Linked DNA regions of Homo sapiens: region 2 is linked to region 1. Evidence: chromatin loops called from intact Hi-C (ENCODE). Cell type or tissue: endothelial cell of umbilical vein. All regions are shown on one strand. Each heading gives the region's core, and the rest is flanking DNA. Links, peaks and the distances in the headings are about the cores only. Region 1 holds the start of ARPP19 (cAMP regulated phosphoprotein 19). Region 2 overlaps MYO5A (myosin VA).

Region 1 (5,384 bases), core at 114-5,113:
ATGAAGCCCCAAAAAACAAGGTATCCCTAGATGGCAGTTTAGACTATGAATGTCCACCGGGCGCAGTGGCTCAAGTCTGTAATCCTAGCACTTTGGGAGGCCGAGGCAGGCCGAGCACTTGAGGCCAGGAGTTTGAGACCAGCCTGGCCAACATAGCAACACCCCGTCTTTACAAATTATTATTATTATTATTTGAAACAGTTTTGCTCTTGTTGCCCAGGCTGGAGTGCAGTGATATGATCTCAGCTCACTACAACCTCCATCTCCTAGGTTTGAGCAATTCTCCTGCCTCAGCCTCCCAAGTAGCTGGGATTACAGGTGCCCACCACCATGCCCAGCTGATTTTTGTATTTTTAGTAGAGATGGTTTTACCACGTTGGCCAGGCTGGTCTCGAACTCCTGACCTCAAGTGATCCACCCGCCTCGGCCTCCCAAAGTGCTGGGATTACAGGTGTGAGCCACCGTGCCAGGCCTACAATTATTAAAAATACAAAAATTAGCCGGGCATGGTGGCATGTGCCTGTGGTCCCAGCTACTTGGGAAGCTGAGGCAGGAGAATCACTTGAACCTAGAAGGCAGATTGCAGTGAGCTGAGATGGTGCCACTGCACCCCAGCCTGGGTGGCAGAGTGACACTTTGTTTCAAAAAAGAAAAAAAACTATGAAGGTGGAAGTTATTTCCTGGAGGCTGTGTAAACATAGAAGAGAAGGAGATCCAAGGACAGAACTGTTAGAATCCTCCCATTAAGAGGCAGGTTAAGATTCAACAGGGAGGTTAAGTAGGAGGAAATCCATGAGACAATAGTATCCTGGAGATCAAGAGAAGGAAGTTTTGACAAACAGGGTGCTGGGGACCAGTGTGCAGTTTTACACATTAAGGTTCATAATGATGCAGAGTGGTGTTAGTTGGGAAAGAATGGCTTTCCAGACAGGTCCTCATTGTGGAGCATTGCCCATGGTGAATTCTCCATTTGACCAAAGTCTGCCCCCAGAAATTCAAACTTCCCCTTCTGCGAGTGTCACTATCAGAAACAGATTCTTTTTATCCAAGGTCACATAGCCAATTTTAAAAAAAAGGCCAGATGTGGTGGCTCGCTCCTATAATCCCAGCACTTTGGGAGGCCGAGGCGGGTGGATCACTTGAGGCCGGGAGTTCGAGACCAGCCTGGACAACACGGCAAAACCCTGTCTCTACTAAAAATACAAAAAATTATCAGGGTGTGGTGGTGGGCAACTGTAATCCCAGCTACTTGGGAGGCAGAGGCAGGAGAATTGCTTGAACCCAGGAAGTGGAGGTTGCAGTGAGCCGAGATTGTGCCATTGCACTCCAGCCTGGGTGACAGAGTTGAGACTCTGTCTCAAAAAGAAAAAGAAAAAAAAGTTTTTTTTCTTTTTGTAGAGACAGAGATTTGCCATGTTGGCCAGGCTGGTCTTGAACTCCTGAGCTCGAGCGATTTGCCCGCCTTGGCCTCCCAAAGTGCTGGGATTACGAGTGAGCCACTGTGCCCAGCCACAGCCAATTTTCTTGAGGCTGAGTTTCATCATTAAGTGTATGTCTATCAGATTTTAACTCAAGTTCACAAATACATTGATATAGGACATATACTAGAACGTCAGTCAATTTATTAATAAAAATACAACTGTTAAATGCTTCAGTGGCCTAACTACTGCACTCTTCTTTCTCTCTGCAGTTCTGCTTAAGGGAAAGGCAAATTTTCAGTATGTTACTTTGTGAGTATAGAAGGAGAACAAATATGTCGTGGATCTTACAGTTTCTCAGCTAGCCCAGCGTGAGACATTCTTAAGGGATATCTTTGTCAAACAGTTGGCCTGTTGAACCCTTTTATTTTCAATACTTCCTTGGCTGACAAATGCCTTCCTTCGTTTCTCCAAAAGGAGTGCAATATTAACTCTTTTTGTTTTTCTAGTTGCAATTCCAGTGCAATTCTTCCTGTCTGAGATTCTACATCCTGGTTGAGTTTCGATGGTTTCCAAATTCCTTATCCAGGCATTTAGGGTCTTTCAATTGTTCCCCTGCCCCCAGAAATGCATTCATTTTCTGTGGCTTTTTACTAGTTTAACTTTTAGAGGGCAATCTTATTTCCAAGTTTCTGAGGGACACTTTGTTGGAACCAACAAACATTGCGAGTAACTATTCAGATATCAAGTAGAATGAGGATTCAGTAAGAAGCCGCAGGACTTGGCAAATAAAAAGGTCATTGGGGGAGCTCAATGCTAGCAGTTTCGGTAAGCTTGTGGGAGTGGACCCCCTGGGAGTGGACAAATGAATCTGAATTCCTTCGTTAGATATCTAGGAAGTGCTGGACCCTCAGAGTAAAATATAAGTAATTACAGACGAGATCCCTGCCCTGGTGCGGCTTATCTGAGAAGGAAAGGTGACCTAAAGTCACGACAATTGTGTAATGATACAGTTCATGTTGTTGAGGAACTGTACAGGGCTGTGACAGCCTTTAAGAGGTGGCTCTGGCCTAGTGTAGAGGTTTAGGAAGGAAAGGTTCTGAGGCAGAGACGTAGGACTGGAGATGTGAAGGCGTGGCAGAGTGGAGCAAGACTTTTGGCGTGCCCAAAAGACAGCCTGTGTGGCTACAGAGCGGAGAGCGAGGAGAACAGAACTAGGCGAGGATGGGTAAGTGGAAAGAGTAAAATAAAGCTCCTAGAACGAGGGGACCAGAGTGGACAGGAAAGGGCGGGGAGGGGCGGTTCCACTTAGAAACTACAATTCCCAGGAAGCACTCGGCAGCCACAAACGGATGTGAGGTGAGGCAGGAGCGGCGACCTTTGAAGGAAAAAAGGAAGTGTTTGGACGACAGCGAGCGGGAGAAGCGGGGTCAAGTAGGTAGGGGTGCGGTGCGGGAGGGGCAGGCGGGCTCCGGCGTGCGAGGGCCTTGGCCAGCGGAGCGTTTCGCGGCTCCGTGTCGTCATAAGGCGGCGGCCATTTTCGCGGGCGGAGGCGGCCCGGCGGGCCCTGGGAGAGCTGGGACGGGCGGCGGCCGGGTGGCCTCGGCCACCCGCTAATTGCATCTTTTCCCGGCGTCTCGTCTGCAGAGGGAGCACTATGTCTGCGGAAGTCCCCGAGGCAGCCTCCGCGGAGGAGCAGAAGGTGAGCGCGCGGGGCGTGAGCCCTGGGCCCTGCCCAAGGCCGGGTCTGGCGGGCGGCCTGCTCCCGCCAGGCGGAGGGCCGCGCCCGAGATGCGGGGCCGAGGCGCATGAGGCCGAGGCTCCTGCGCCCCACCTTTGGCTTCCCGCCGTCGCTGGCTGGTGCGCCGACGAATTGGGAGTTCCAACGTGCCCCGCGTTTACTCCGAATCGTGCCTTTTGTAACACCTCCGTGGGTCGCGGTGTTCCTCAGTCACTTATATTTACGCGAGAGCCCAGGACGCAGGCTTTGGGCGTAGAGCCTAAGTTTTTCTGTAAGCCTCAATTTGGTTAGGAAGTTTTATTTTTTCCTTTGAAGAACTCTCCAACTACTTGTATTGTGAGCGTGCGGTTCACTCCAAAAGCAGTGCCTCGTGTGCGGGCCGCGATGTGGGCCAGGATTGGCATTTCAGGGCCAACCCTTGTAACCATGGTCAGTGAGTAAAGTCCGGCCTTCAGTGTCTTCACCTGTAAAGGCCGAATACTGGTGCTTGCCTCCCACGGCGGGGTGAGGCCTAGAGGAGGTGAGTCAGGTGTAGTGTGCAGCGCAGTCTGTGCTCAAAAAGGTTTCAGTCGATGGGACTCAAATATGGTACTTGACTAAAAATCGAAAGGGTGGAATTTTAAAATTTTACTCACGAAATTAATCAGGGTTTTATTGGAAACAGGAATATTTTGTAAACGCCCTTGTGTCTTCCTGATGTAGGGGAATAGGCCGGGAGTGTCACTGTGGTTCAAATTATGAATATCAAGCCTTTGTATTTATCTAGGCTGGTGTTTGTCTCTCCCACTGTAATTATTTCCACCGCCCTGCCCTCCTAGGCAGGTGTGACTGGCCGAGAAGTGAGAAAGGGCCGAGGTATCTTGTCTCCTAAATTGTTTATCAACAATTTTTCTTACAAATCAGGTTGTGTTGCCGTTAAATACGATTTTGGTCTACTGCTTGACCTTCGTGCGGGTTTCTGCTTAATGTTGCACTTATGTCCTAATTAAGTTGGGAATTGGATTAGTGTTCTAAGCCCATTCCATATGTTCTTAAAACCGTGTTAACTTTTCTTAAGTTGGGTGCTTCTGTTAGGATGTTAAAGTAATTGAAAAACAAGAAAACATATAGCATAGGTAAAAGTCCAAGTTACCACATTATTTGAGAATATCCCGTGAAAATAGATATATTTACGCATTACCAAAAAAATGGATTTTGGGGGCAAAAATACAAATATTAAAGTTTGCAATCTTAACAGTATTATTAAGTATCACCTGCTTATTGTAAAATGCGTATTGTGTTCATTATTGCTTGAAATTTAGGAGCCCCCAAAAATAACAAGTCCCTGTCTGTGGTGGTTTGCCTTAAACACTTACATCAAACTTAGCATTAACTTCTGGTGCACAGTAGTGTGCTATGTAATTTTCTTTGATAAGTTCTGTTAGTATGTTGCCAAAGTATGCAGTATTGACTTCTAGAGTGTAAATACTTTTACTTGGAAAAGCCTAATGTATCTTTTAACAATATTAAGGATAGCTTGAACGTTTTCTCTTATTGATTGTCTACATTAAACATTTAAGGTGCTTTGGTTTTAGCTGCTGTCATTAAAATCAACCAAAGTGTGTTAGGAATATAATGTTCCTTCTTAAATTGAGGATTGGCTGTAAATGCTAAGTGCCTGTGGCGTGGATGGTGTCCCTAACCATGAAGAAAATGTGCACAGTCACTTCTGTGTTCCTGTGGGCCAAATCACCTGTTTCTTCTATTTGGAAGATCAGTTCGATGACCTAAAAAATTAAGTTATTGTCTGTGTACCCAATTGACCTTCCACTTAAAGCCAAAGTATTCAGCTAAAAATACCTTTATAGTTTACTGGTAGGTTGCCTGTTGCCGCTAAAGAATTAAGGTAGATAGCTGGGCCTTGCATGGAGTAAAAGCTAAGTCACTTTCTCTATCTTGAGTGGTGTGTGCACCCTTGGTAAGAGAAGAAAACCAGATAGATTCCTGTCTTGTATTAGGAAACAATATGTACAAACATAAAAAATAAGTATAAACTCTTATCTCTTAACTTGTATACCACTCTAAGACTAAAACAGCCAGGCGTGGTGGCTCTTGCCTATAATTCTGGCACTTTGGGAGGCTGAGGCAGGAGGATTGCTTGAGGCCAGGAGTTTGAGACCAGCCTGGTCAACATAGTAAGATTCTGTCTCTACAAAATAAAATAAAATAAAATAAAAATTAGCCAG
Region 2 (5,384 bases), core at 206-5,205, 86 kb after region 1:
CCTCCTTTTGACATGGATCAGGAAGAGACGCCTGGACATGGCAAACAGAGAACAGGCTCTGCTCTCATCCTCCTTGTTTCACCATCCCCCACCCCCAGCTTAACGCAGAACCTCGCTTGTAAGAGGGACTTGGTAAATACGTGTTGAATTGGAATTTGATTTGAAAATGAATAGGAAAAGTATAGAAGAGGAATGTGATTTAAACAGTTCATAAAAATGAAAACGTTTACTATGGAAATGTGGGTTTCAGAACTGTGCCCTCATGACTGCTTGTTTACGGTGATAATTAGCAACTTAAAATAATTTTGTGTTGATGCTTAATGCCAGGCTCTTGAAATCCTAAGATTCGCCTAAAGGATTTACTATAGTGTTTTCAAAGAAGCAACATTTTGAACTGACAAATACGTTTGTGTGTTGTTAGAAGAAAAATTTGAGAAATTTAATTATTTAGCATATTACTATCATGCTAAAAAATCTTTATTCTTGTCGTTTCTGTTCAAGTTATTGAGGCTTTTTCTACCAAAAGTGTATGTTTATGTTATTATCTTTTTTAACAGTCTATGTAAAACCCACTCCTTTCTGGCTATGATGTGAAAAATTACATTAGCATAGTAGAAACTATATTATCCATACAAGAGGTTACTTAATCTTTTTTTTAAAAGGGTAAATATTATGCTGATTCATGTTTTTATTTCATTTTAATAACATTCATCTAGTACTACCTAGAGTAAGGATTTCTAAAAAGAGACCTTGTTATTCTAGAATTCAGTATCTCATGATCTAATCAGAGGTCTCGTGCAGAGATCAACTGACTTAGGCTACTTAACTCATGTGACGGAAAACTTGAACTCTCTAGGATTCTAATTGTCCCCTTAATTCCAATAGTATTTGAGAATATATACTACTTTGTTCAAATTCAATACCCTAAAACATTTTTTGTCATTAGAAGTGATTAATCACCTGACAGTCTTGTTTTTTTTTTTTTTTTTTTTACATAGTGAATTCTTTATTCTCTTTTAAAGATTTGTGTTCTGTCATTTACAGATCTTTAGTAGAGAAGGATAATTTAAGGGATTAAGAAGTTAGTTGAAAATTGTTTAGAAATGAAAATCATTTGTAATGACTTACATACTTCCTAGCTATTGAAAGTTCTGTAATTATTAACTCTGCCTTACTGTTTTTTGTAATTATTCAAAAGAACAGACAGTTTACTTAAAAAGACAACATTGAGGCTGGGTGCGGTGGCTTACACCTGTAATCCCAGCACTTTGGGAGGCCAGGGCGGGCGGATCACCTGTGGTCAGGAGTTCAAGACCAGCCTGGCCAACATGGTGAAACCCCATCGCTACTAAAAATACAAAAAAATTCATCCAGGAGCAGCGAAAAATTGTATTTCTTTGTATTTTCAGTAGAGACGGGGTTTCACCATGTTGGCCAGGCTGGTGGCAAGCGTGGTGGTGGGTGCCTGCAATCCCAGCTACTCGGAGACTAAGGCAGGAGAATTGCTTGAACCTGGGAGGTAGAGGTTGCAGTGAGCCGAGATCATGCCACTGCACTCCAGCCTGGGGGACAGAGCGAGACTCTGTCTCAAAAACAAACAAACAAACATTGAAATCAGAAAACATTTGGGGGAATAAGGAAATACCTGCAATTTTTGATTCTTTCTACCAAGTTGTTTTGTTAATTCAGGAACATATATGGCATTTCATATAATGATCACTTTGAAATACTTGTATCTGCAAAATCCTGTGAAGAGTGAAACAGAAGTCAGGATTAAAGTTAGTGTTGATTTCATCTTCTGTCCTTTTTCTGGTAATAAAAAGGATTAGGAGGGCAAAATACTTTTGTCTTTAATATCTACTCTATCCTCCCTGGCTACTGGAACAGATCCACATTCTTATTTTCTAAAAACAAAAAGGAAGGGTGTGTGTATGTGTATTTTCTACCATAGCTACCTAACTAGCCAGGGCTTCTTGTGTTCTAGTTCCTTGCATTCTAATTCACATATATTTTCAGGAAAATGTAATGCATACCTGTAATACGTTCAACTTGCTACAATTATCATAGAATACTTTTGGTTCTGCTCTTATAGTCATTTAGTGATTGATCTAATCACTTTAATCTTTCTTAACATGAGGATCCTAAGATTAGTTACTTTTCCTGGCCTACTTGATCATGTGTCAGAGCTCAACAATTCCAGTGCCCCCTAACAAATGTTAGTGGTCTCTCTAGTTCTGACTGACTTCCCAGGGATACTTCTAGAGCCCCAGCTACCAGATGCTTCCTGACTGGGAGGTGGACGGCTTGCAGTTGCTTTAGGAAGGGATTGGCACTGCCAGAAGCAAGGCTTTTGGTCAGAATGATTCATTTCCACAGTGTGACATTAGCTGTATAGAGCAGACTGTTTTTCTAAATCGTTGTGTTATAATAATAGAAGTTCAGGAACCACAATTAGGGCTGTCATAAGGGTGTGGACATAGCCATAAGCTAAGGAAGAAGTTCATCTAGTCTGGGGATGGACCTTCGCATTCTTGCCAGGATATCTTTTAACATAACATTTGCTCAATTAAAATACCTTAATCCATAGAATGTTGGGGAGTGGGACATGTTTTTCCAAATTATGGATTGGAATGGATGGGGAAGGAAAACTGAGTGCTGAGAATGGGTTTTTTAGAAATTTCTAGGCGTGTCCTTGCACCCATAGTTTTTTGTTGTTGTTGTTGTTTTTAAATATATTGCTGAGTCTCTACTGCCTCCCAGATGTCACTTTTTCTCTTCCCTACTCCTGAAATTTCTAAGGCATTGCTACCATCAGTGTATCATAAATTAATTCACAGTGCTTGCCATACTCACGGTCCCTTCAAAGGGTAACTGTACCCCTCACTCTCCCTGTTGACCTGGGGCCCCTGCTAAGAAACCAAATGATCCAGCCAAGCTGATTGGACAAGGGGAGGCCCTGACCTGAAAATGGCTCACTCGTAAGGGCCTTTTGATGTGGCCTGGTCTCAAAAGGGCAGTCTAAACAGAAGTAGCAATGTTTAAGTGAGCCATTTAGGTGTCCTGTTTTGGGGATTTCTGTAACAAGTATGGAAAAGATAAACCAGAGGAGTGGTGTAGACACATTGACAGTTCTGACCCCATTAGCAGTGGTGTACCAGAAAAGCCACCAATTCCTACTCATGGGCTTCCAGGGCCTGCCTTGGAACCAACACTTTGCTTCGGTTTTTTCCTCTATGTGACTTAGCTCTTCTCTGGTTCCTTATCCTGTTGTTTCCTCTGTATTCATATGTGTGCCCTGCTCATCCTTCACCTGAGTGAGCTTGAGTATCAGTCCATTGCAATGATAGAAGCCTAATCACAGGAGACCTTAGAAACCTGGAAGAGCCACGGGCAGGTTGGTAGTCCAGGGGCATCAGGGGATAGAGTCACTATTTAGGGCCAAGAAATTAGGAATCTGGGCCTCAGGCTCCTTGCCTTGAGCTGCCGCAACTCCTCTACTAATGGACCGGATTCACTTAAAAAAATTTTTTTAAAGCCATTTTAGGTTCACAGCAAAATTAAGCAGATTGCCCTCCTCCACAGTCTTACCTTTTATTAAAAAAAAAAATTATGAACAGGAAATTAATGTTAGGGATATCAAATGGAATAAATTTCACCTTGTTGAGTTGTTTTTGATGTGTGATGAAAGTTTTTAGAATTTATAGCCAGTACTTATGGTGTCTGTATTGCTTCTGTTTTTGTAAAATTATTGGAAATCTACTCTGGCCCAGGATTCCTGTGTGTTTCAATATGTTCAACATGGAGTTGTTAGAGTATGGATCATGTTGACTCCTCTTTTTCCCAGCTCTGGCTATCCTCTTCCCTCTTCAGCAGCAGCAAAGGGCCCAAGCCCACTCACAAAAAACAACTACCAGGAATATGAGTTCTATTCCCTTCTGGATCAGGGTTTCTTCCACATGATGCCATGAAGAAGGTCAGGTAGAGTCACAGATACTTGGTTTATTTATGTTAAACGAAAAAAAGAGATGGCCTATAGGAGAAAAGAGATGGTTGCTATATCCAGGAAGTTCTCAAGCTCACAGACCCCGTGCATGCCTCTTTCATCTTTCTCCGTATGATCTTTGCCTGTGTCTGTGCAGATACCACTCTAGCTCTTCTCTCTCTTGTGGTCACAAGAATATAAAAACTGCCTAGCCACTTCCTCTTTATTATGCCTGAGTCTCCAGTTATCATGCTGAGTGAGCCAAGTTCTTGCTGACTGAATCATGTTCTTATAATTCTACTGATGTAGAATAATACTGATTATATCCTGTTTCTACTAACAAAATGGACATACAAAATTTGTCCAACATGCATAACCACATACTTATACCTTTTCCTTCATGAAAGCTCTAGCCAATTCTTTCATCAAGTATTTACTGAGTACTACTATGTTCCAGTCCTTTTATGATCTGAGCCCTGGGAATCTCTCTGGCCTCTCATTTCTTGCTACAGTGATTCTAAACTACTTGTTATTCCTCATGTGTATTTTATCCTGTTCCACATCTTTATGTCTTCATTCATGTCTGGAACATGAATTTGTTCATTTGCTTGGTTAACTCCTATTTGTCCTTCTAGCCCAAATCCATGTCCCCCTCCTTTAGGAAGTTACCATGTACTCTATTTTTCTTTGCACAAGTTGGGTGAGGTTTGCAAACTCCACTGGGCTCCCATGGCACCTTGTACATTCCTCCATCACAGAACTTTGTGTGTCATATTGACAGTGTCTGTGTGTGTCCATCTCATCAGCAGAACTTTGAGGGAAGGGAAAACATCTTACCCATTTTTGTTTCTGCAATTCTTAGAACAGTGTATGAAATAGAATATACACATACTAAATACTTGTGGAACCAAACAGAATTAGTTAGGGTATAAAGTAAAATAGAAAATCTTATAGAATCTCTAGGCAATCTTTGTTTGCATTAAAATCTGTTTTTCATTCCTAGAGACCATTTGCTTAGATCTTCAGCAAGGACATACCTAGCATCTGTTGCAGCAATGTGTCAATCATGAGTTACAGGCACACCATCTGTTTTTTACTGCACCGGTGCTGACTGGGATTTTGGCAATGCAGATAAATGTGCTTGCACCTAATAATGCTAGTTCTAACCTCCAAAGTCAGGCAGTAGACATGATTATGAAGACTCATAATACCTACATATAGTGTGGTCCAGTGCACTACCAAATGCCATGGCTCTAGCAAAGAATCTGGTATCTTAGATGGGTAGGCATAAGGGAACCCAACCATGAATCCAGCTGCAAGTGCAATGCTGTATCCCAGGACTAGACCTGTGCCTGTTGGTACTCAGTAAGTACTTGTTAAATGAATGACTGCATTTGGGTAA

The links. Peaks named below come from ENCODE experiments on the same cell type or tissue, not always from the same donor. Only the 100,000 strongest peaks of a DNase experiment are listed, where the experiment ranks them.
Region 2: it touches region 1 in a loop (4-fold over the local background); 6 of 110 quality-filtered maps call a loop at or near these places.

Annotation. Positions count from the first base shown.
Region 1 is chr15:52,566,584-52,571,967 of GRCh38, reverse strand. It overlaps ARPP19 (cAMP regulated phosphoprotein 19), which reads left to right and starts at 2,938. Exons shown (of 3, transcript NM_006628.6): 1 at 2,938-3,120. The coding sequence starts at 3,076. RefSeq lists enhancers at 2,409-2,538, 2,592-3,338, 3,339-4,087 and silencers at 3,009-3,068, 3,139-3,238. In endothelial cell of umbilical vein, for the core only: no CTCF peak of the experiment used is centred there; DNase peaks (open chromatin) are centred at 1,847, 2,837, 3,637 and 3,897; H3K4me3 peaks cover 2,007 bases; H3K27ac peaks cover 2,317 bases.
Region 2 is chr15:52,480,868-52,486,251 of GRCh38, reverse strand. The region is part of intron 1 of MYO5A (myosin VA); the gene reads left to right. Among named protein-coding and RNA genes, the nearest start is that of MYO5A, 45 kb to the left of the region's middle. RefSeq lists an enhancer at 4,263-4,412 and a silencer at 3,551-4,819. In endothelial cell of umbilical vein, for the core only: no CTCF peak of the experiment used is centred there; DNase peaks (open chromatin) are centred at 818, 2,311 and 4,221; H3K27ac peaks cover 4,408 bases.